5 separate regions of the Homo sapiens genome follow, and all the other regions are linked to region 5. Evidence: chromatin loops called from intact Hi-C (ENCODE). Cell type or tissue: MCF 10A. All regions are shown on one strand.

Region 1 (5,000 bases), 1.3 Mb before region 5:
ATAGAATGGTGTTTATTAGAGGATGAGGTATAAGGGGTCGGGGAGACATTGGTCAAATAATACAAAACTTCAGTTACATAAGAGAAATAATTTCAAGAGATCTATTGTACAACATGATGACTGTAGTTAAAAGATATATGTTTTATTTTGAAAATCTCTGAGAGTAGATTTTAAGTGTTCTCTCCACAAAAATATGGTATGTGAGGTAATGTATATGTTCAACTCATATGACTCAACTGAGCCATTCCACAGTGTATACATATTTCAAAATATTATGTTGTCTTTTTAAAAATATGCATTTTTAATTTGCCAATTAAAAAATAAAATAATATGAGCTAAAACTATAAAACATATAAAACCTATAAGAAAATATGGGGCAAATCTTTATGACATTAGATTTGACAGTGATTTTTTTAGATGTGACACCAAAAACACAGGCATCAACAAAATATATATAATTTTTTTGGACTTCATCAAAATTAAAAACTTCTTTGTGCTATCAAACAAGTGAAACACTATCAAATAGTGAAACACTATCAAACAAGTGAAAAAGCAACTTATAAAATGAAAGAAAATATTTGCAAGTCATATATTTGATAAAGAATTGGTTTCTAGAATATATATATAAAGAGCTCCTACAACTCAACAACGAAAAAGAATACAAATCAATTGAATAGTGGACAAAAGGCTTAGACAATTCTCCAAAGAAATATGCAAGTATTCAATATATAAAAAATTATCAACATCATTAGTCATTAAGACAATAAAATGAAAATAACATATTACTTTATACCCATTATAATGGCTATTATCAATATGAAATAAAACTAATCTAAAAAAAAGTTGTTAAGGATGTGTAGAAATTGAAACCCTAGTACATTGCTGATGAGAATGTAAAATGATGTAGCAGCTGTTGAAGACCTCTAGTGGTTACTGAAAAAATTCAACCCAGAACTACTATATATCCAGAAATTTCACTTCTAGGTATGTATCCAAAAGAATTGAAAGGAAGGACTGGAACAGCTATTTGTACATGAATGTTCACAGCATTATTATTTGCAATTGCCAAAAAGTGGAAATAACCCACGTGTCTATATATATATGAATGAATTATCAATATGTGAAATATACATCTAATGAACTACTCTTTAGCCTTAAAATGAAATAAAATTCTGATGTGTATTACAACATGGATGACTTTCAGAAATATTATGCTAAGTAAAATAAGTTAGACACAAAAGGGAAAATATTGTATGATCTCACGTGAGATACCTAGAGTAATCAAATTCTTAGAGACAAAATAGTGTGTTATAGGGTCGCATGGGAGGGGATCATTGGGAATCATTGTTCAGTGGGTACAGGGTTTCAGGTTTGAAGGATGAACAGGTTTGGAGATCAATAGTAGTGATAGTTGCACGAGAACACGAATATTCTTAATTCCACTAAACTGTATGCTTAAAAATGGTAAATTTTGTGTTATGTGTATTTCACCACCATAACAACCGATACAGTAGCAAGAAAAAATCATGAATGTGGAAATATCCCAAAAGGGATGAGAAAAAAATTGAGTGAAATGGCTTTGGAATTTAGAATATAGGAATAGAACAGAGAAGAGGGTTATGATAAAATGAACAAAGAAACTTTTTTTTTGCTATTGCCAAAAAGTGAAAATAACCCATATGTCTATATATGTATGAATGAATTATCAATATGTGCTATATACATCTAATGAACTATTCTTTAGCCTTAAAGTGAAATAAAATTCTGATGCATATTACAACATGGATGACTTTTGAAAATATTATGCTAAGTAAAATAAGTCAAACACAAAAGGGAAATATTGTATGAATTGGTATGAAGAAAATAAGTAGATTAGGAAGATTATATCAATCAGATTATATGTAAAAGAGAAGTTATTGTTGAGAGTGAGGGTAGCAGGGATGGAACTTAGATTTGCACTTGGAAAATGGACTGGTGTGGGAAATAGTTTTTAACAGAAATTCTGTAAGTAATTTATAGAAATATTAATATGTATATTTTAATTATCACACTTCAAGTGTAACATGGTTAGTTTATTACAAAGCAGCAGAAACATTTTAGATAATTCATTCTCAAAATCTGAGCATGCCCTGTACAAAGAATTAGTTTACATATCAATAATCCAGTACTCCAGCAGAGGGACATCTTGAGTTAAAAATTAACAAAGCAGCACTGAAAACAAAAGAGGAAGAAGGAATCTATTTCTTCACACTCAACTGCCACTATTATACTACAGTGACAAAAACAATGCATTTTATTAAAATTTGTAATGCACTTAATATGGTCTATGGCCAATAATGCCTAACTTTTCAAAATATACATTAAATTAACCCTTGGAACTTTTTAGCTATGGATCAGTAACATTATTGGAACTTGGGTATAAAAATTTAGCTCTTTTAATTATGCTGTTCAGATATAACATATATTAAGTCCCATGTTCACCATCTTTGTTGTTTTGCCTCCTAATATTCTGTACTATTTATGTCTTATTTTCCTCTTATTAACCGTCCCAAATTAAATAGCAGCATTTGATAATACATTACACATGTAAACCTTTTGTCTTTCTCAATATCATCATTCAAATTTTAACAGCTTCTTTGTTTTAATTTAAAAAACACACATAAAATAGAAGTTTTAAATTAAAACTTTACATGTTTTGGACATTGGTTCCATTACTTTATTATTTTTAATTAATAGCTTCTTTGTGACTTTTTTCAATAGAAATTGTATGAATGAATAAAATCTAGCAATTACTCTGTTGCAGAGTTGTACTTCCACCAGAAAGATGTTTTATAACATAGCCAGTTAACAGGAATTTATGAAATCAAATTATGTCTTCTCACTTTTGATTTAGACAACAGATGCAAGAATTATCATTTTCAGCTTTGATGACTGTCACCACCCAGTCTTTGGACATCATTTCTTTAACTTAGCAAATAAGTGTTGATTGACTAATTGTGTTTCAGGCACCTATGTTCTAGGTTCTAGGTACATGCCTGTTAATTTAAAGAAAAAAACCTCTCTGTCCTAATGGACTTTACATTGTGCTCATTGTTCTCCTGATCCTAAGAATTGTTACTTTCAGGTACTTCTGAAAGTGGGGATAAAAAAGGGGCAAAATTAAGAAGATTGTCTCTTTCATGACCTTATCTCCTCTAGTTTTGCTTCTCTCTTTTATACTATTTTATCTTTGTTTTCTTCATTTCAATCAATTCTTCAACTTCATCTATAAATACATTTAGACCTCTTCAGACTGTAAATTTTGGGGGGAATTTATCCCTTAAGTCTCCTATGTTCTATTATCTAATCTTTTACTTACTTTTACTTTGTATCATTTAGGGTGCTTTTGGTCCATAAAACAGCAACCCAATTCAGAATGACTTAAATAACAATGAAATTTACTAAGCTACAAAAGTAAGGAGTCAGGGTGGCCTCAAGGCTCTGGCTCCATTTCTCTGTGATTCTTTACAATCTGCAGTTTTTTCATATATTGAATTTACCCTCAGGCTTCTAACAATAGGATTGAAATAGCTCAAGGTGTCAACTTCTGACATGGTGACCTCCAAAAGAAGAAAAGTATGTCTTTTTGTAGTGTCATGCTGACTTTCCTGAGAAGGAACTCCGCAGTGTTTGCATATCACATTGACAAGTTTTGGGCCACATGCCGATTTCTAAACTTATTACTGGCAAAATAAATAAGATTTTATTACTATGATTGGTTTAGACTAATAGTTTTGAGTGGCATCAACTATGACTACTGCAACATCTCAAGTCAGTTTCTCTTAGACTATTTTTGGTCTACTTCGGTTTATATTGTTGGATGATGTTAACCCCTATGGTCCATTGTTGCCTGTGTAATGTAAGAAATGCATCACATAAAATCCATTATTTTTATATTACTTAAAACATCCAGATAGAGTGCTTTATATATTGTAGTATATAGCACATTTTTTTAGTTTAACTTTGTTTTCACTATTTGAGGGTCAATATTGATGTAGACTGCAAGGTTCACAGAAAATTGATTCCAGACTAAATTAGCAGAGTTTTTGTTTTTTTCATCTTTTAAGAAACTGACTATTCTGTAACAATTATTATTATTAACACTATTTTTGTTATTAAAATTATTGATACTGGAGTACAAAAAGGATAAGAAAAATGTGATTTGTTACTGTGAAAATATTAAGTTCTGTCATTTTACATGGATTCTTTCTCATGTATACCTAAATATCATAAGCTACCCTTGCTATCATTGTTTTATACTTATACTTTCATTTATTTATTTATTTATTTATTTATTTATTTATTTGGAGACAGCGTTTTACTCTGTCACCCAGGCTGGAGTGCAGTGGTGCTATCTCGGCTCACTGCAACCTCCGCCTCCCGGGTTCAAGTGATTCTCCTGCATCAGCCCTCAGCCTCCAGAGTAGCTGGGATTACAGGTGTGTGCCATTACATCCGACTATTTTTGTATTTTTAGTAGAGATGGGGTTTTGCCATGTTGGCCAGGTTGGTCTCAAACTCCTGGCCCCATGTGATCCACCAGCCTCAGCCTCCCAAAGTACTGGGATTACAGGCGTGATCCCTGGTATATCCCACAACACCTGGCACTTATACTTTTGTCTCCAGCAGCATATTGACACTATAACTGGACTGTAAGAATCTTTAGGAAATGATATAACAGGGTTGGTCGCAGTGGCTCCCGCTTTTAATCCCAGCACTTTGAGATCACTTGAGGTCAGGAGTTCGAGACCAGTTTGGCCAACATGGTGAAACCGTGTCTCTCCAAAAAAAAAAAAAAAAAAAAAACAACAACTCCCCCCAAAAATATTAGCTGGGCATGGTGGCACGTGCCTGTAATCCCAGCCACTCGGGAGGCTGAGGCATGAGAATTGCTTGAACTCAGGAGGCAGAGGTTACAGTGAGCTGAGATCATGCCACTGCACTCCAGCCTGGGCAACAGA
Region 2 (5,000 bases), 480 kb before region 5:
GCTATATTGTAAATTGTAAAAGAGACGTCTGAAAGGACACTCCAGGCTTAATTTAGTGTGTTTCATTTTTGAGCATCATTCTCTTAAGTTGTCCCAGACAGTAGACCTAAGATTATGCATGGTTCTTAAAGATACTGCATTTTAAATGTCTCAAGGAAGAGATGGTCATAATTTTTCTTGGTAATTCATTCAAACAATTACCATGTTTGAAAGTTCAGACCTGATAGTACATTTCTTGTCCAGGTTTCTTTATGGCTCAATTTCCTGTTCCTCATTAATGGTCATGTCCTTATTCTTGGATGTTCATGAAGACAAATTTCATACTAACTTTGTTGAAGCCTGTAAAAACACAAATTTCAGTTCCCCTTGTGATGTTCACTTCATCTCTTCATTAATGGATACAAAGTGTGGAACTTAAACCTGACTTTTGCAAAGTGATTGGCTGTGGAATTTTATTGGTTTGCTGTCTGTCTTTTTCACTTTCTCCCCAGGAGAGGACTTGAGACCATTTCTATCAGAGAAATTATGGCATCTGAACTGAACGATTAATTTTACTTATTACAATTGAATGCTATAGATTAGAATGTTAGCTAACAGGGCCAATGAGTCTTTTACCTTCTATTTGTGAGCCATATCTGATTGAAGATAAAACATTTGCCAGAGTAGTATTTCATTCATACAAAGTGGCAAATAAAAACGTACCTTGTAATCACCATAAGAGTTTTGAGAAATGTAAAGTGACTGTGACATTCATAATAGATTTTTGTATTTTAATAAAAACTCCAGCTCTTTTAGAGACACGTATCACATTTTATTTGAATGTTGATGTTGATAAACATAGCCAGAACACTAACACAGCCTGTGGGTTATGTAACAAGCATGTATTCTGCTCTTAGTTGTTACAGATTTACTGCTGCATTCAACAATTCATTTAGCAAAGTCATTTTAAAGTAATTAAATGTTTCCAGGCTGGAAAATAACAAATTTGGGGCAAAGCGATTGCTATGTTCACTCAATGCCTAGATATTGGTAACATTACTAGGAATGGGCTGGGTGCCGTGGCTCACACCTGTAATTCCAACACTTTGGGAGGCCGAGGCTGGCGGATCACGAGGTCAAGAGTTCGAGACCAGCCTGACCAACATGGTGAAACTCTGTCTCTACTAAAAATACAAAAATTAGCTGGGCTTGGTGGTGCCTGCCTATAATCCTAGCTACTCAGGATGTTGAGGCAGGAGAATCGCTTGAACCAGGGAGGCAGAAGTTGCAGCGAGCTGAGATCACGCCATTGCACTCCAACCTGGGTAACAGAGCGAGACTCCGTCTCAAAAAAAACTTACTAGCAATGGTTTGCCCGTTGTCAAACTAGTGCCTTTGATACTGTGTGTTCCTTTGTGTCATAGTTTTGATATGTTTTGTTTATTCTGTGATATGAAGATATTGAACACTTAAATATTTCAAGTTTACGTAGAGAAAAGCTATGCAACACATTTCTGATAATTTTAACTAACCACAAATGTTAAATGTTAAAATTGATCTCAGTTTTATATGAATTGATGCACTGAGATTAGTGAAGTAATCCTACTTGTACATTGGCACTTTCCACTCCCTCACATGCACAGTGATATCTGAAGAATTATTGCTTCCTTTCCAATATCATTCCACAAGCATTATTGAGATGATCCTGCATGCATGGCACTATGGATTATATAAAAATTCATAGACTAGAACTTATACTTTCAAAATCTTACTAGGCAATGAGGATTAAACAAATATCCCCAAATTATCATGTAACACGATTCAAGAGTCTTCTTTATAAATATTATGGTTGAAGTCATAGAAATAAATAAGATACCAGAGAAAGAATAAGGAAGGAGAAGAGAAAGGTTTCACAGGCATAATCATGTTTACATTTTGGGTTTATGTTTTGGAGGTTATGATTGGATCCTGGTGTATTTTACATTATGTTCTAGTGTAATTCAACCATTTATTAAAACAAAAATAACAAATTGTGTGATTCGTGCAGTGTTAATACTTACCAGGATAGAAGTACACTGAAGTCCTAAGGGTAACCAAAACGTGAAAATTATAAGAGTGGTGACCTATTCTCATATTATTCCTGCTTTAAGTTTCTTCTCAAGGAAATTAAGAAAGATGGTTTCTGAAGGTCTGTATCTTTGAGTTACATATGGAAACAAAAGGTCCCTGGGAAGCCTTCTCAATGACATCAAACAAGCTTTTCTAGATAGACTCACTGGTTGTTGCTGTAAGTTCTTTTCAACACACTGAGGATGATCCAACTGATATTGACATTTCTCTACAAAGTCATCAAAATCAGTTATCGACTACGGATTACCAGGGTACAAATCGGTTTTCAATATTCTAAAAAGAAAAGGAATTGAAAATATAGCTGATGTTCTTTGATACATAATGACAGTTAAAGGTTTTACAATTTCTCTGACACAAATGCTTTGAAACTTTTATATTGCTTTTGGGAATTTTCTTCAATTTGTTACTGAGTTCCCAGGTTTAAATAACCATCTTATTTCAACGCAAAAAATCATCATCAAGGTTATCACTAGATGGCAGTATGATTCTTCTAATAAAAATGGAGTAGTGCCAACATTTATGGTTAAAAATAATTAAAGATAAAGCATTATTGCAAGAGAAATCACACAACCACACTTTCTCCTGTTAGTCTGAAGCACATTCTTACACGTTTGGACCCATTTAATTAAATTTTCTTACTCTCAGCTAGTCTTAAAGGAGACTTTTGTTTGCGTTCTTACTATTTCAAAAAGAATTGCATATGTTTTCTAGTTTCCTTTTCACTCTTCCTGCTTTACACCCACTCTGACAGACAATAGAAACTTTGATAATTATTTGCTAAATGAAAAATGTTATACTAGTTGAAAAAATATTGCTGTGTTTTCGGGAAAATGTATTGGTAGGAGGAAAAAGAGGTAGGCTAGGTGTTCTCACTTAAACAGATTTTTGTTTTCTGTCAGATTTAAACAGTTTTTATTATAAATCTGATGAAACCACAGATATGATATGAAACTGTAGGAGACTTCAAAAATAATCAATATGTTTCATTTTTATTGTTTTTGGTGGAAATATATTTACATCAAATCAAATATTAACCAGAAATCCTATGTGTACAACCAAAGAAGGTGGAGCTGCTGCAGCTTCAGAGGAGGCGGAGAAACTAGGGCCCAGCCAGTTCTGTGCTCTTTCTCATTTCCTCAGCATTCCTTACGTGGATTTGAGGAAATCCCTGACACAGTCTAACTTCCTCACTTTTAAAATTTTATAATTCAAAGATTCAGAGAAGAATAATGGGAGTAAAACTTTATAGGAGTCCGTACTCAAGGTGATCATTGTGCTAGAAGCACAATTCTTCCTTTCCTTCCTAACCCAAGATTCAATATTATTTCCATTGGATTATTAATTATTAATCTTACACTCAACACCTGTGGAAAGTAAGAATGCCCCAGTGGTTGTGTATATTATTATCATTCTTTTATAAGTTTTTAACGTTTCTCGTCTTCATGTAATTGCTATATATGCCTGAAATTTCATGTGAAGGAGTGTAGGTATCTTATAATAGATATTATAGGAATGCCATAAGGCATGGTTTCCAATATTTTTACACTTTTAGCTGGTCTTGTTTCTCATAAAACAACAACAACATCAGCAAAATAATATAAGAAAGGAACATTAAACAGTAAGTAAGGAAAAAAGTACTAGAGGCAGAATGGCATAGTGGAAAAAGCAAGGGTTTTGGAGTCAGACTGCCTTGGTTCGAGAAAATTTACTGTGTCAACAATGGAAAAGTTACTAACAAAATCTTAGCTACCTCAGTGGTATAATCAAGATAATAATACTACTTAGCTCACCAGGCTGTCAGAAGGATTACGTGAGAATATTTATACAAAGATCCGTTACCAGGCCTGGATGGAAATAGGGACCATATGTAATTTCTTTTTTCTCCTCATTGCCACTCTTCTATTTTGGCTCTGATTTAAACACATCAGCTTGGTGACCTTGGCAATGCACTCGTTTAGACTTCTTTACCTCTAAATTCCTTCCTAGCTCTGATATTCCGTGGTTATAAAAATGCTATTATTTACATGGTTTAAATACTTCACACTTTTTACTATATTTTAATGTGATTTTTAATGAAATGTTAATAGTACCGGCACACAGATAGTCAGAATTCTTATTCATTGTTTCATTAGCAGCACTATCATTCATCACAAAACAAGGTAATAATATCATTTTCATTTAAAAATCCTTTTCTATTTAAACCTTTTGAACTTTGCTGACTAGACTTTGCTGGACCTTTTAAGTTTGGGATCATTTTCTAAAACTTCAATGAATTTATATAAATGAAAAGTACATCAACAAAAATATTCTTGTTTGTTTTCAAATATGTAATATGATAAAATTAAGAGCTGTATATTCAAGAATACTGCCTGTTTAACATTCTGATTTTCAAACGTTATACTTATCTTAAAGTTATATAACTTTTACATAAAAAAGCAAGCATGTTTTATTGAAATCTGTGTATTTTTTAAAATATCCCACTCTCAAATACATGTTCATCATACCATTAACTGGCATGCTACTATATATCATAAGCCATGAAAAGGCAGGCTTTGAAAAGCTTCACAGGTATAGCAGATATGCTGTTTTCCGAAACAGTAATAAGTGCTCATAATGGTCATATTTGTGGGACATGAAAGAACAAGAGTATGAAAGAAAGAAAAGATCAGTGTTGCACTTGTTTCAATAATAGAGTTGAGGAGAACAAGTAAGTAGAAAGGAGGAATAAACAAATGAAGGCCAAAAGAATCAGAACATTCACAATATTTTATTTAAATTCGAAATATATTAGAGGGTAATGTCTTAATAGGACAATAAGATGACTGTCTTTGAAAGCTTTCCTGTCTTTCCAATAATGATATTGATGTCTATAAAGATGGTGGCTCCATAAT
Region 3 (5,000 bases), 910 kb before region 5:
TTAAAAATTAACATCTTTTTGTTACTTTCTCTGTGTAAGAAATTATCCCAAATTTGGCATCTTAAAAATTAATGCTTATTACAACACACACTTTCAGAGGGTCAGGAAATATAAGAGTTGCTTCCTTGGGTGGTTCTAGTTCATGGTCTCTCATGAGGTTGCGATCAAGCTGTAGGCTGTGGATTAAATCATCTTAAGGTTTGAAGTGTAAACCCATCCTGATGTTTCACAGAATACCCAGGCAATGTGTCAATGATCATCAATGATTTATTTGCTGTGAAGTAAATAGGCTTCTGAATATTAAAATTTCCTAGAAATCATCTGTGTTCATTCGTAGTCCTTATGGGTTATGTTAGGCATACATCATTCCTGGCGTTTTTCCTAATTATAGTTCCTGGTTTGACTGCATAAGAGAACCAGCTCCATACTTTATATAAGTCTTAAGAAAGGGAATTGTGGTATTGGGATACTATACCAACTCTTGAATATATCTTAATATAATGGAAAGATATAGAGTCAAAGAGACCTGAGTTTAAATCCAGACTCTGCACATACTAGCTGAGTGATATTGAGAAAGTCACTTTAACCTCTTAGAACTTATTTCTTCATCAATAGAATGGAGGAAATAATGGTTTGTTAGTTCAGTTTCAGACCTATGGTGGTAATTATATTAAGCAAAGAATACACACACACACAAAATATATATATATATATATCATATATACATATGATATTATATATGTCATATATAACCTAGCCCTACAAAGTGCTCAATAAATGGTAATTATTATTATGATAGTTTTATGTACATATATATATGTATATGCCAGCCTAATAGCTTAACATTATGAAAGAAACATGGGCTTTAAAGTAAAAAAATAAAATCAAATAAAAACTGGATTTGTGTCTTGGCTGGAATCATCATTTATTAGCTGAGTGATCTTAACAGTTTTTTATCCTCTCAAAGCTTCAATTTTTTCATCAGTAATGTTTGACTTTAATAATAATATCTACCTCAAAGGGTCATATGCCCCTAACATCTTCTAAATTAGAAAGAAAAGTTAGCAGTGCCACTACTACTATTGCCAAATAATTTCACTGATACTACCTTTTCTCACCTTTCCTAACTAGCATCTTCCCTCCACAACTTGGCAATCTTGTTCTTTTCTCAGGATTGCCATGGAAGGAACACAGATGAACACACACACACACACACACACACACACACACACTGATCCTTATAGCACCTTAAGGCACACTGGAAGTTAGAGAGCAAGCTCTTTCAGCTTATGTCTTATCAGAAACTTCGTGGTGCATTTATGATGCCTTCAGACCACAAGCCTATACTCCTGAGCTGAGAACATCGGGGAAAATCATCAGTAGACACCCTATTAGTGGAATTCATCAGGCTTCATTCTCCCATTCAGATAGCCAATACTGCTGTTCTCACTTAAATTACCTGACCCTGCCCTCTGATTCCTGGCTTAGCACAGCTGCAGTAAACATCCCTTTCCTTGCAGACAACCATTGTATAATGATCTCTGTCAATGGGACTCAATAAGGCTTGGATAAAGGCCTGAGGCCTCCCTGATTCCAACCAGAGCATCAATGGAATATTTACCCACCAAGTCCACTGCTGAAGATACAACAATACTAACCTGAATGAAGGAAATACATAAAATAGGAAGAAATACAAATGGCCATGTGCCATGTTTACCTCGGGTATGAGCATTGTTTTCTATTAAGTTCTGTGAGGAATGTTAATTCAGAAATATTTATTTCATACCAAGAATCCAGGTGATGCTGATGCATACAAAAAGTTGAGAGAAACTGGTTTTGTCACATTCTCTGTAATATCAGATTTTCTCAGTAGATGGTGTTGTCAAACAATTTTTCTCTATTTCTGTCATCATATTAATAGTTTTTCATCAGCATCAAACAAGGTAGCAAATTTTTTCTCTCCATACTCTTTTCACTGTTTGGTAAGTTTGCATTTTCTTAGCTTCATCTGTTCTATTTTCTCAAGACACACACACACACACACACACACACACACAATATGTATAAAATGGAGTAGTCCAAAGTTAGGAGAATAAGTTACTAGGCCAGAATTGGCTACCATTTCCTATAAAGGGCAAGAGAGGAAATATGTTGCATTTTACCAAACATAATCTCTATTGCAACTACATAACTCAGCCAAATAGCATGCAAACAACCCTACAGAATATGTTTAAAAAAATGAGTGTAGAGCTGTTCCAAAAAAAATTTAGTTATGGGCACTAAAATTTAAATTTCAAGTAATTTATTTTTTTTAACACACAGTCTTGCTCTGTTGCTCAGGCTGGAGTACAGTGGTGCTATCTCAGCTCACCGCAACCTCCACATCCCAGGCTCAAGCAATTCTTGTGTCTCAGCCTCCCGAGTAGCTGGGGTTACTGGCGACGCCACCATGCCCAACTAACTTTTGTATTTTTAGTAGAGACAGGGTTTTGCCATGTTGGCCAGGCTGGTAAGAAACTCCTGGCCTCAAGTGATCTGCCTGCTTTGGCCTCCCGAAGTGCTGGGATTACAGGCATAAGCCACCGTGCCTGGCCCAATTTCAATTAATTCTTAGATATCACAAAATAGTTTTCTTCTTTTGATTGTCTTTTAACCACTTAAAAATGTAAAAACCATTCATAGCTCACAGGCTATATAAAAACAGAGAGTGACCTACATTTGGCCTGCTGTCTGTGGGCTGTAATTTGATGACCCTTGGTCTATATATTTATACTTGTTGAAACCAAAGTTACTGTAGTTAAGAGCTTAGACTCTGATGTCTGGCAGTCTGGGAACAAGTGTTGGCTTGGGAATGTTAGTTCTCTAACTGTTTCAAGCGTTATTTTCTTTATCTCTATAATGGGAGTAATAATAGTAAAGGCCTTTTAGGGTTATTGAAATAATTATGACTTGATTTGTGAAAAGAGCTCAGAATAGCATAGAATGTATGGAAAGCAGCCAGTACATTATAACTATTGTTATAGGCTAAATCCTTTTCTAGACATTTTCAACACATCACCTCACTTCAATTTCATAATAATGCTTTGATGTAGGTATTATTATGTCTCCTTAAGAGATAAGGAAACCAAAACTCAAAGAGGTAAGTGATTTGCTCTAGGTTACATAGCCAGTAGACAGTAGGCCTGAATTTGAAGTCACACTCAGGTTTTACCCCACGCTCATGCTTTGCCACTCTGCTTACCTTTTCCTTGAGCTCATTTGTGTAATGCTCTGGATAAAGTCTCAAACTCTTTGTTAAATAGTGCTAGTCATAATTTTTGTTTCTTTTTGGGACGGATTCTCACCCTTATACCCAGGCTAGAGTGCAATGGTGTGATCATAGCTCACTGCAACCTTGAACTCTTGGGCTCTGGTGATCCTCGTGCCTCAGCCTCCCAAGTAGCCAATACTACAGGTGTGTGCAGCCATGCCTGGCTATTTTTTATATTTTTGTATAAATGAGGTCTCACTATATTGCCCAGGCTGGTCTCAAACTCCTGACCTCAAGTGATCCTCCTGCCTTGGCCTCCCAAAGTGCTAGTAATACAGGCATGAGCCACTATAACCAGACAAAATTTATATTTTTAGGAGCTACTGAGATTCACAATCAACATACTAATTTGTGTTTTATACAAAATAGCTTGTGAAACTCAAAAAATATAGTTGTTATGATAGTTTTGTGTGTCAACTTGGCTAGGCTATGGTACCCAGTTGTTTAAACACTGATATAGGTGCTGCTGTGAAGGTATTTTGTAGATGTGTTAACATGTACAATGAGTTAAGTTGAGTAAAGGAGATTACTTTGATTATATGGGTGAACATTACTGAGTCAACTGAAAGGCCTTAAAAGAAAATAAGATTTTCCTGAGAAAAAAAAAAGCAGCCTCAAAACTGCAACATTAGTTTCCAGTCTATCAGCCTGCCTTACAAATTTCAGAATTAGAAGCTCCCAAAACCATATAAGCCAATGTGTTTTCTTTAATTTTTAATTTTTGTGAGTACACACTAGGTGTCTATATCTATGGGGTACATGAGATGTTTGGATAAAGATGTAAAGTTTTAACACGCTAAAAAAAAAACTAGGTTTGTCTTCATTTGTACATATAACTAGGCTTTCTCTAGCTTCTCTATCTTAGGGGAAAATTTAGGTGATAGCAACAATTGCAAAGCAGGATTTCTCTGGCTCTTCTCTCTTACTCTATAGTAGCATTTCTCAACTGGGGACAATTTTGCCTACTCAGCGGACATTTGGCAATACGTGGAGACATTTTTGGTTGACACAGCTGATGAGTACAACTAGAATCTAGTAGGCAGATATCAGAGATGCTGCTAAATATTTTCATTGCAAAGGTTAACCCCCCACGACAAAGCACTATTCATCCTAAAATGTCATACTTCCAAAATTGAGGAAAGCTTATCTATAGGAAACAGTCTCTTCAAAATCTTTTCAAATTTTTATTGGAGTCGCCAGGTAGGAACAAAAATGCTCCGTTTCACTTTGATTCCTTTTTTGCTGCCAGTGCTAATAGTAGTAACTATAGAATCATTGTCTAAGAAGTGCTCAACACTGGTGTTGGAGCTTGCTGTATGTAGAGATGCTATTTCTAATACATGTTGTTACCTGAGATGAGGCTACAGATGCCTAATATCTAGAATTCCAGTGTCTGTGTTGAAGATATCACCTATCATCATTGCTGGAACTGCTGGAACTATTGTTTCCAGTACCAGAGTCTTCTGCTCTCTCATCATTCCTACTCTGCTCAAGGTTTTTTATTCTTTTTGTAAAATTTTTTTATTTTTAATTTTTTTTTGGTACATAGTAGGTGTATATATTTATGGAGTACATGAGATATTTTGGAACAGGTATGCAAATGCGTAATAACCACTTCATGGAAAATTGGATGCCCATCCCTTCAAGCATTTATCCTTTGTCTTACAAACAATCCAGTTATACTCTTTCA
Region 4 (5,000 bases), 640 kb before region 5:
TCAGTTGTGACTATTTCTTTTTTTATCCATGTGTACTCCCACTTGTTCCTCTAGTATCAGCCTCAATTCTTTGCCTTGGTGTCCTTCTGATCACAGGTTTTGCATTCCCTCCTTCAATATTTCCTCCTCACTCTCCGCATGTCTTCCCAAATCTCTTTTCTCTATTGCTGTTGCTATTACCTCTAATTACTCTCCTTTACACTTTTAGTATGCTTTTATTATACTTCAACTTCGGGTTCTAATCAGCATTGCCTATTTTGTTATTTTCTTCTTTATCTGGAAAAGTTGCATGCATCTTCCCCACTCCTGCACTTTCTCAAACACAAACTTAACCCATTGTTTTAAAATTTTTGTCCCTTTATTCCCTTTATTTTTTCTCCTTTTTCATTCTTTGCAGTATTTTATTTTCTTTTTAATTTTCCCTATTTTTTTTTCTTTACAGCAATCCTGAGTAAAAAATGCTTGTCAGCAGTTTATCCTTCCCACCCAATTCCAGACCACCATATCATCTTACCTGTGGTAAAATAGCTCTTTCAATCTTTCATTTGACTAAATCATCTTAGTTACTGCTTTGCGATCTGCCTCTTCTATACTAACGCAATTTCTATTTTATTGATTAAGAACCACTGGACTGTAAGTTCTATGAGGGCAAGGATATTTTTCTTTTTTGTTCACTGCTGTACCTCTAGCACCTAATGTAGTAGGTCTGGGATGGGGCCCAGGGGGCTCCATTTTTATATGCTTTTCAGGTGATTTTGATCTTTGTGGTCTATGGAACACACTTTTAGGAGTATACTAAACTTTATATGATGTGGTGTGTGTGCAGGGATGACTCCCAATGGCGTTGTGCTCTTATTTTTCTTTAGAGATCCAGAGAGTGGAAAAACCTGTGATTAGTTCTAAAATTTCTTATTCTATTGGGGTACCAATGGAGACTTTCTGTCCCCAAATTCCTCCTCTCTGAGAGCATCTCTAGTTTATATATATATATATGTATATGTATATATATATGTGTGTATATATATGTGTATATATATATGTGTATATATATACGTATACATATATATGTATATATATACGTATATATATGTATATATGTATATATATGTATATATATATGTGTATATATATATGTATATATATATATGTGTATATATATATATATATATATATACTACAGGAGAATTCTATTTCAATTAGAGCTCCGTCCCTCCCCAGAATATTCTATTGTGGGATACACTTCCGGTTGCTGGAAATAAGAAGGTCTTAAAATCAAACCAAGTGGAGATTACGTTCATTTCAGAGATAATTTCTGCCACTCTACAAATATTAGAGCATCATGATTACCCTCCATGTTCAATGCCCAAGACATATTTGAAGTTGATGTGGTTTGGATCTGTGTCCCCACCCAATTCTCATGTCAAATTGTAATTCCCAATGTTGGAGGTGGGGCCTGGTGAGACGTCATTGGATCATGGGTGTAGTCCTTCATGAATGGTTGAGCACCATCCTCTTGGTGCTGTTCTTGTGATAGTATGTGAGTGAGTTATAATGAGAACTGGTTGTTTAAAACTGTGTAGCACCTCCTTCTACATTCTCTCTTGCTCCTGCTCCCCCTTCACATTCCGCCATGATTCTAAGTTTCCTGAGGCCTCCTCAGAAGCTGAGCAGAAGCTGTTGTGCCTCCTGCATAGCCTGCAGAACCATGAGCCAATTAAACCTAATTTATAAATTACTCAGTCTCAGGTATGTCTCTATAGCAATGTGAGAATGGACTGATACAAAAGTTATATTTTGAAAAGCTAAAACAAAAATAAAAATAGGAAAAAATATATTTCAAAAATGCAAACATTATCGGCATTCTGACTTGTCCTTATTTTTTTTCACCTTCATGGACATTTAAAAAAATTTGAAATAAAGGCATAACCAAATCAATGCCATAATGCAATCTCTACTTATATAGCTTGTGGTTCATACAAAAATGTCCTTCCCGGTAATCATAGGAATTGCCTGAGTATAGTTCAATTTTTAAAGGTATTAGCATCCTTCAAATTGACATCACTTCAAAAAATAAAAATAAAAAAGATTTAAGCTAACACATTTTTCCAGTGTAATATATCTATACATTAAGGCATCAACGTAGCACTAAGGTTCCCAGGCATTACCGGAACTAGTACAGATGGACATTTCTTGTCAATAGCTCACAGAATGTCAACAAGCCCAAAACTGCTTATGGTAATAAAGACTCTGAGATTGTGGAAGGTTAATTTACTTAAGAATTGTATTACATATCAAATATCTTGTTTAAGCCTAAAATCTTAATGACTGAGTTTTAGATTTCACAAAATTTAACAAATATAATGTGAATACGTTTCCAATTATCCATTTGTTTTGTTTTGTTTTTTGCAGTTCTCTGGAGACAGATCTCCATTTATTTCCAGACTCAATGAACTGACCAGCAGATGTCATTATTGCTATTTTAAAATGTTCTTAACAAAGGAAACAGGGAGTAGCAAAACAAACTGGCCGAATATTGCTTTTTACATTAAAAAAAGGTGTTCTCCTTTTACTTATGATTTATACTGCATAGATATGAAAAAGATCTGCATCACTTACTTTTAAATACTGAACAAAGTATGCCCTTTGGAGAAAGTGTTACATGCCAATAAAATTAATAATGTGCAGTTACACACAAGTTCAGTACTTGTGATTATATCAACCATTTAGGGCTTTTTAGTTAGTGTGATAGCTTTTTTCCCCTAGATGCCATATGTATGTTTTCAAGATGATGGCATTAAACAATTAATAATTTACTTAATTGTTACATTTAGGGAGGCTGTTTTATTTTCTTTTGGCAACATTCAGCAATATGCTTATCTTTAATAAGTTCCTACAAGATGGAGATGATTATAGGAGTTAAGAGGAGAAAGATTTTGATAAATCTTCTACAAAAATAAATACCTTCACTAGTTCTGAATAATGTAAACAGTCTGGAAATAGAAGGCCTTTGCTAAGATTTACAGGGAGTTTTGAATTCTAGTTCACAATACAGATATACAAAGTGCTGATGATTTCTAACTCACTACCAAGCTTACAACACAGTCAATATTTATCATTCCATTTCTTCCTGCAAGTTAAAAAAACCCAACAAACTAAATAAAGTCACAATAATAGTCCAGACATGCTCTGTCTCTGCCTGTGCCCTGTCTCATCAACTCAGAACTTTCCGCTTCCCTTCAAGTCTCCTTCCCACAAATATTTTTGGGAATTTCCTAGAGGAGAGCCCTCATGAGTTAACGAGTAGCCCTCACAGTTGCCATCTGGAGTTTGCCATTTTTCTTCTCAAGGCAGCAGATGCTTTCATTTGCTTATTTTGATGATCTATGTCAAGGTTGAGTTTGAGAGTCAGACATTAATTAACAGTGTCTCTTGTACAGATGACATTAAAAAAAATAAACATCTAATGGGGTGTTTGTTATAAGAACCCAAAGTGGAGGTAATATTTGTGAACAAAGTCCTCTTAAATACAACAAAACACCAAGAAGGTGTCTTGCTGCTATTGCCACTAGAGAGTGTCTCCAAATCACTGATACTGATGGTGCTATAGATACATAAAGCCCCTCAGGTCATTGACGTCATGTTATGTTCTGTGGTGAAAAGGAAAAACAAAATTCTTCTCTTTCACCTTTTCTTTATTACTATGGTCCCAATTTGGCACTGTATTTTGCTCACAGATATTTGTGTGTAAGTTGTTCTTTTCATTTCTACTCAGTAATCTCTTCGTAGGCTTGGGGGACTTGACAGAAAATTATGTAAATGACATACAGCTACTCTATTTAAACTGTTCCTCTGCCTTATTTGCCAGGGCAATACTACTATTATGAAACTTCCATGACTGACTCTCCTTTGCTCCAGTAATCATACCATCATAGCTAATAATTTTAATAATGTTATTCATCAAGCACTATGTAAAATGCTTTTTATTTTAATTCCCTGAAAGTCTCTCAGAGTTAGATTTTACAGAATTGGAAACAATAACAGAAAAACTAAAGGACAAGCCAAATAACATGTGACTAGTAAGTGGCAAAGCTAGAGTTCAAAGTAGTGTCTACCTCTAGTGCCTGAGTTTATGTCACTAATCTAACAAGCCCCACAGTGGTCCTTTTAGAATGTGTCAAGCACCCAGTAATCACAGATGTAATGTGGGGGAAAGAAAGAGAGATCAGACTGTTACTTTGTCTATGTAGAAAAAGGAAGACATAAGAAACTCCATTTTGATCTGTACTAAGAAAAATTCTTTTGCCTTGAGATGCTGTTAATCTGTAACCCTAGCCCCAACCCTGTGCTCCCAGAAACATGTGCTGTATTGACTCAAGGTTTAATGGATTTAGGGCTGTGCAGAATGTGCTTTGTTAAAAATGTGTTTGCAGGCAGTATGCTTGATAAAAGTCGCCGCCATTCTCCAATCTCGAGTACCCAGGGACACAATGCACTGCGGAAGGCTGCAGGGACCTCTGCCCAAGAAGGCCTGGGTATTGTCCAAGGTTTCTCCCCACTGAGACAGCCTGAGATATGGCCTTGTGGGAAGGGAAAGACCTGACCATCCCCCAGCCCGACATCCGTAAAGGGTCTGTGCTGAGGAGGATTAGTGAAAGAGGAAGGCCTCTTTGCAGTTGAGATAAGAGGAAGGCATCTGTCTCCTGCTCGTCCCTGAGAATGGAGTGTCTCAGTGTAAAACTCGATTGAACATTCTATTTACTGGGATAGGAGAAAACTGCCTTATGGCTGGAGGTGAGACATGCTGGTGGCAATACTGCTCTTTACTGCACTGAGATGTTTGTGTAAAGTCAAACGTAAATCTGGCCTATGTGCACATTGAGGCACAGCACTTTTCCTTAAACTTATTTATGACACAGAATCATTTGCTCACATGTTTTCCTGCGGACCCTCTCCCCACCATTACCCTATAGTCCTGCCACTTCCCCCTCGCAGAGATGGTA
Region 5 (5,000 bases):
AAATGTGTTGGAAAAATCGATTAACTATGCCAAAAAAAAAATTAGACTGCCATCTTTCACCACACACAAAAATAAAATAAAAATAAATTAGAAACTATAATCTACTACCTGAAACTAGGAAACTACTAGAAGAAAACATTGGGGAAACACTGTAGGAAATTGGTCTGGGCAAATTTTTTTGTGTGTAAGACCTGAAAGGCACAGGGTACCAAAGCAAAAATAGACAAATAAGATTACCTCAAGCTAAAAAGCTTTCACGCAACAAATGAAACAATCAAAAAAATGAAGACAATCCACAGAATTGAAGAAAACAGTTGCAAACCATTGATCTGACAAAGGATTAATAACCAGAATATATAAGTGGCTTAAACAGTTCAAGAGCAAAATAATAATAATAATTCAATTAAAAGATAAGCAAAAGGCCGTGTCTGGTGGCTCATGCCTGTAATCCCAGTACTTTGGGAGGCTGAGGCGGGTGGATAACCTGAGGTCAGGAGTTCAAGACCAGTCTGGCCAACATGGTGAAACCCCATCTCTACTGAAAATACAAAAATTAACTGGGCATGGTGGCAGGGGCCTGTAATCCCGGCTACTCAGGAGGCTAAGGCATGAGAATCTCTTGAACCCGGGTGACAAGAGCAAAACTTCATCTCAAAAAAAAAAAAAAGCAAAAGATCTGAATAGACTTTTCTCAGAAGTACATAAATGACAAACATGTGTATGAGAAATGCTAAAAATAACAAATCATCAGAGAAATGCAAATCAAAATCACAGTGAGACATCATCTCACTCCAGTTAAAATAGCTTTTATCAAAAACACAGGCAATAACTCACAAGAGTATTGAGAAAGGAAAACTCTTGTACATTGTTGCTGAGAATATAAATTAATACTGTGACTATGGAGAACATTATGGAGGTTTCTCAAAGAAGAAAAAATAGATCTACCACTAGGCATGGTGGTTGACACCTGTAATCCCAACACTTTGAGAGGCCAAGATAGGTGAATTGTTTGAGCCCAATGTCAAGATCAGCCTGGGCAATATGGTGAAACTCCATCTCCACAAAAAAATTAAAAAAATTAGCCCAGCATGGTGGCATGCACCTATAGTCCCAGCTACTAGGGAGGCTGAGGTGGGAGGATCACTGGAGCCCAGAAGGTAGAGGTCGCAGTGAGTCAAGATCACCCCAGTGTACTCCAACCCAGGTAACAGAGCAAGACACTGAAAAAAAAAAAGTGCTACCATATATTAAGCAATTCTACTACTGGGTATATATTCAAAAGAAAGGAAATCAGTACATCAAAGAGATGTCTGCATTTCCATGTTATTGCTGCATTATTTAGAATAGTTCAAAATATGGAATCAACATAAATGCTCACCAATGAATAAGTGGATAAAGACAATATGGCATATATGCATAACAAAATATTATTCAGCCATAAAAAGAATGAAATCCTGTCATTTTAAGGAACACAGATGGAACTGGAGATCACTATATTAAGTGAAATAAGTCAGGCACAGAAAGACAAATATCACATTTTCTCACTCATATGATGGAGCTAAAATAGTGAATCTCATGAAAATGAAGAGTAGATTAATGGTTATCAAAGGCGGAAATGAAAGAAACAAAGAAGATTTTATATTTATAATAAGTACATAAGCATATATTACCACTAAACTTCGCATTTCAAAACAGCAAAATAATAAATTATATATGTATTTTTCACTTCAATAAAAAAAGAAACAAAAATGTAAAAAGCATGGAATTGTAATAAAACACACATATGTCAATGAAACAGAATTGAGAAACCAATTATAAATTCACATATTTATAGCTAACTGATTTTCAAAAAAGGAGTCAAGAACATACATTAGGAAAATGCCACTCTTTTCAGTAAATAGTTTTAGACAAACTGGATATCGACATGTAGAAGAATAAATCTAAATTTCCATCTTTTACCATATATAATAAACAACTCAAAATGCATTAAAAACTTAGATGTAAGACACAAATTATAAAAGAATAAAACATAGGGGAAATGCCTTAGAACATTGTTCTAGGTACAGATTTTATGAGTAATACTTCAAAAGTGAAGGCATTAAGAAAAATAGAGAAATGAGATTATGTCAAACAAAAAAGCTCCTGAACAGCAAAGGAAACAATCAGCAGTGGAAAGAGACAACCTGAAGAATAGGAGAAAATATTTGCAAACTATTCATTCACAAGGCGTTAATGTCCAGAATATATAAGGAACTCAAACAACTGAACAGAAAAAAAAATCTATTACAAAATTTTGGCAAATAGACATTTTTCAAAGAATAAATACAAATGACCAAGTACATAAAAAAATTTTCAACACTGACTTTCAGTTTCAAAATGGCAGCATAGCAGAAAGCTGGCCTCACCACCCCCATAGAAAACTAAAAACAAACATATAGTGCCAAGATTCTCTCCAGCAATAGCCCAGACCTCACACAGGAAGATGTGACAGTTCCCAGGACGGCAGGAAAGTCAAGAAACCTTAGAGCATATGTAAGAGATTCAGACTTCCACATCTGTGATGACCGTTCCTCCAATCTTCCCACCACCAAACACATAAAAATCTTCCTTAGGACTAATGGTCTCTACACTGGAAAAAGTGGGATCAAGAGGGGGCACCACCATCCTGACGATCTCAGCTTCACTGACAAAAAAACACATTCCTGCCTCAACCCACGGGAAGCATTGGGAGTGCCTGAAGGGAGAAATATTCCTGAAGACAGTGAGAGACAAATGGAGAAGGAAGGACAACCATTCCTAGCCCTGAAAACTCTGCTTTGTAACTCACCCAAAGGAGACATCAATTCAGAGCAACTGTTCAGTATCACCACATTTTAGAAGTTTTATCCCATAGTTCCCATGGGTACAAACCCCTAATTAGCTTTCCCACACTACTGGGATATTTCTCCTGTTACATCCCTCATTCTGGATGAAAGACATTCTGTTTACTAGAACTGCAGCAAACCTGGGCTTAAGGCTCCATCTAGTGCCCTAATGAAGGCATCAACCTAGCAGAAAAAAAAAAAAAAAGAAAAGTAAAGAAAGGAAAAGAAAAGAAGAAAAATCAATAGGCAAATTATAAAAAATCTCTAAGCAAACATATCTAACAACAACAACAAAAACAAGCCAAGCAGAGAAAACTGGAATAAATAATTAATATTTCAATGCAAAGAAATAGACATACTGCCACACAAACAACAGCAAAGGGAATTATGACATTCTCATATGTACAAAGCAAGAAACTAGTGACTGACCCTAATGAGATGGTGATTTGTTAACTCTCTAAGAATTTAAAATAGCAATTTAAAGAAATAGTGTTTTCCAAGATAACATAAAAAATCAATCAGGAATTAATCATAGAAACTTTGCAAATGAAATAATAAGACAATATCAAGCATAAACTGTGGAACTGAGATATACATTCACTTAACTGAAAAATTTATTAGAGGCCTTCAACAGCAGAATAGATCAAACATAGAAAATAATCAGGGAGATCAAAGACAGGCTATTTGAAAATACAGTCAGGAGAAAAATAAAAATAAATGAAGATAAAGTAAAATATAGAAAAATATCTCAAAAAACCAGCTCTAAGAATTATTGGTGTTCAAAGGGGAGCTAAGCAAGAGCAAGGTACAAAGCTTATCAGAAGAAATAATAGCATAAAATTTTCCAAAACTTAAGAAAGAGATAAATATCTAGGTACGGGAAGGTCAGAGAACACCAAAATAATTAAAGTCAAATAAGAGTACTCCAAGGCATATAATAATCAAATTCTCAAATGTCAAGCACAAAGAGAGGATCCTATAAGCATCAATATAAAATAAGAAAATAACATATAAAAGAGCTTCGATTCATCTAACAGACTTAACAAAAACCATTCAGGCCAGAAGGGTGTATGATGACATTTTCAAACTGCAACAAACAAACAAACAAAACCACTGTCATCCAACAATATTGTACCCAGGAAAGCTATTCTTCTTTTTTTTCTTTCTTTTCTTTTCTTTTTTTTTTTCTGAGATGGAGTCTCGCTCTGGTGAGCAGGCTGGAGTGCAGTGGCGCGATCTCAGCTCACTGCAACCTCTGCCTCCCGGATTCAAGCAATTCCCTGCCTCAGCCTCCCGAGTAGCTGGGATTACAGGCCTCCACCATCACGCCCAGCTAATTTTTATATTTTTAGTAGAGATGGGGTTTCACCATCTTGGCCAGGCTGGTCTTGAATTCCTGACCTCGTGATCTACCCATCTTGGCCTCCCAAAATGCTGGGATTACAGATGTGAGCCACAGCGCCCAGCCAGCTAGTCTTCAAATATGAAGAAGAGATAAAGTATTTCCCAGATAAAAGCTGAGATAATTCACCACCACCTGTCATGTATTATAAGAAATGCTAAAAGGAGTTTTTCATCCTGAAAGAAAAAGATACTAATGTGCAAAAACAAAACATTTGAAAGTATAAAACCCACTGGCAATTCTAAGTATACGGATAAACCCAGACTACTCTAATACTGTAATTTTGGTGTGTGATCCACTCATAACTTTATTATAAAGCCCAAAGGACAAATTTATCAAAAACAATAATAACCTCAGCAACCTGTTAAGAGACAGGCAATATAAAAATATGAAAATTGAGACAACTTAAGTCTAAATGTGAAAAATGGAATTAAAGTGTAGAGTTGTTTTTTTGTTGTTGTTTTCTTGGTTTGTTTCTTTTTTTTATTTGTGAGCTAAGACAAGTTGTCATCTTTTAAAAATAAAAGAATGAAAGAAAGAGAAATAAAGCAACAAAATGGCAGTAGTAAGTCCTTACTTATCAATACTGTCACTGAATGTAAATTGAATCAATTTTTCAATTAAAAGGCACAAAGTGGCTGAATGGATAAATCAGACCCAATATCCACCTCATCTATAAAGGCACATAGACCGAAAGTGATGGAGTGTTAAAAGATATTCTATGCAACTAGAAA

The links. Hi-C counts contacts between places; a loop is a spot of excess contacts. Peaks named below come from ENCODE experiments on the same cell type or tissue, not always from the same donor. Only the 100,000 strongest peaks of a DNase experiment are listed, where the experiment ranks them.
Region 1: a loop joins it to region 5, with 30 times the contacts of the local background. A loop is called at or near these places in 3 of 110 quality-filtered maps.
Region 2: it touches region 5 in a loop (11-fold over the local background); 10 of 110 quality-filtered maps call a loop at or near these places.
Region 3: it touches region 5 in a loop (14-fold over the local background); 6 of 110 quality-filtered maps call a loop at or near these places.
Region 4: a loop joins it to region 5, with 24 times the contacts of the local background. A loop is called at or near these places in 4 of 110 quality-filtered maps.

What each region holds. Positions count from the first base shown.
Region 1 is chrX:87,336,524-87,341,523 of GRCh38, forward strand. No RefSeq gene overlaps it. Among named protein-coding and RNA genes, the nearest start is that of KLHL4, 180 kb to the right of the region's middle. In MCF 10A, CTCF peaks have their summits at 923, 1,122 and 2,203; no DNase peak of the experiment used is centred here.
Region 2 is chrX:88,133,323-88,138,322 of GRCh38, forward strand. No RefSeq gene overlaps it. Among named protein-coding and RNA genes, the nearest start is that of CPXCR1, 610 kb to the right of the region's middle. In MCF 10A, a CTCF peak has its summit at 2,687; no DNase peak of the experiment used is centred here.
Region 3 is chrX:87,695,746-87,700,745 of GRCh38, forward strand. No RefSeq gene overlaps it. Among named protein-coding and RNA genes, the nearest start is that of KLHL4, 180 kb to the left of the region's middle. In MCF 10A, a CTCF peak has its summit at 1,883; no DNase peak of the experiment used is centred here.
Region 4 is chrX:87,967,851-87,972,850 of GRCh38, forward strand. No RefSeq gene overlaps it. Among named protein-coding and RNA genes, the nearest start is that of KLHL4, 450 kb to the left of the region's middle. In MCF 10A, no CTCF peak of the experiment used is centred here; no DNase peak of the experiment used is centred here.
Region 5 is chrX:88,610,521-88,615,520 of GRCh38, forward strand. It overlaps LOC107985713 (a long non-coding RNA gene), which reads right to left and starts at 2,970. Exons shown (of 5, transcript XR_001755911.2): 1 at 2,828-2,970. In MCF 10A, a CTCF peak has its summit at 3,024 (motif pointing left); a DNase peak (open chromatin) is centred at 3,001.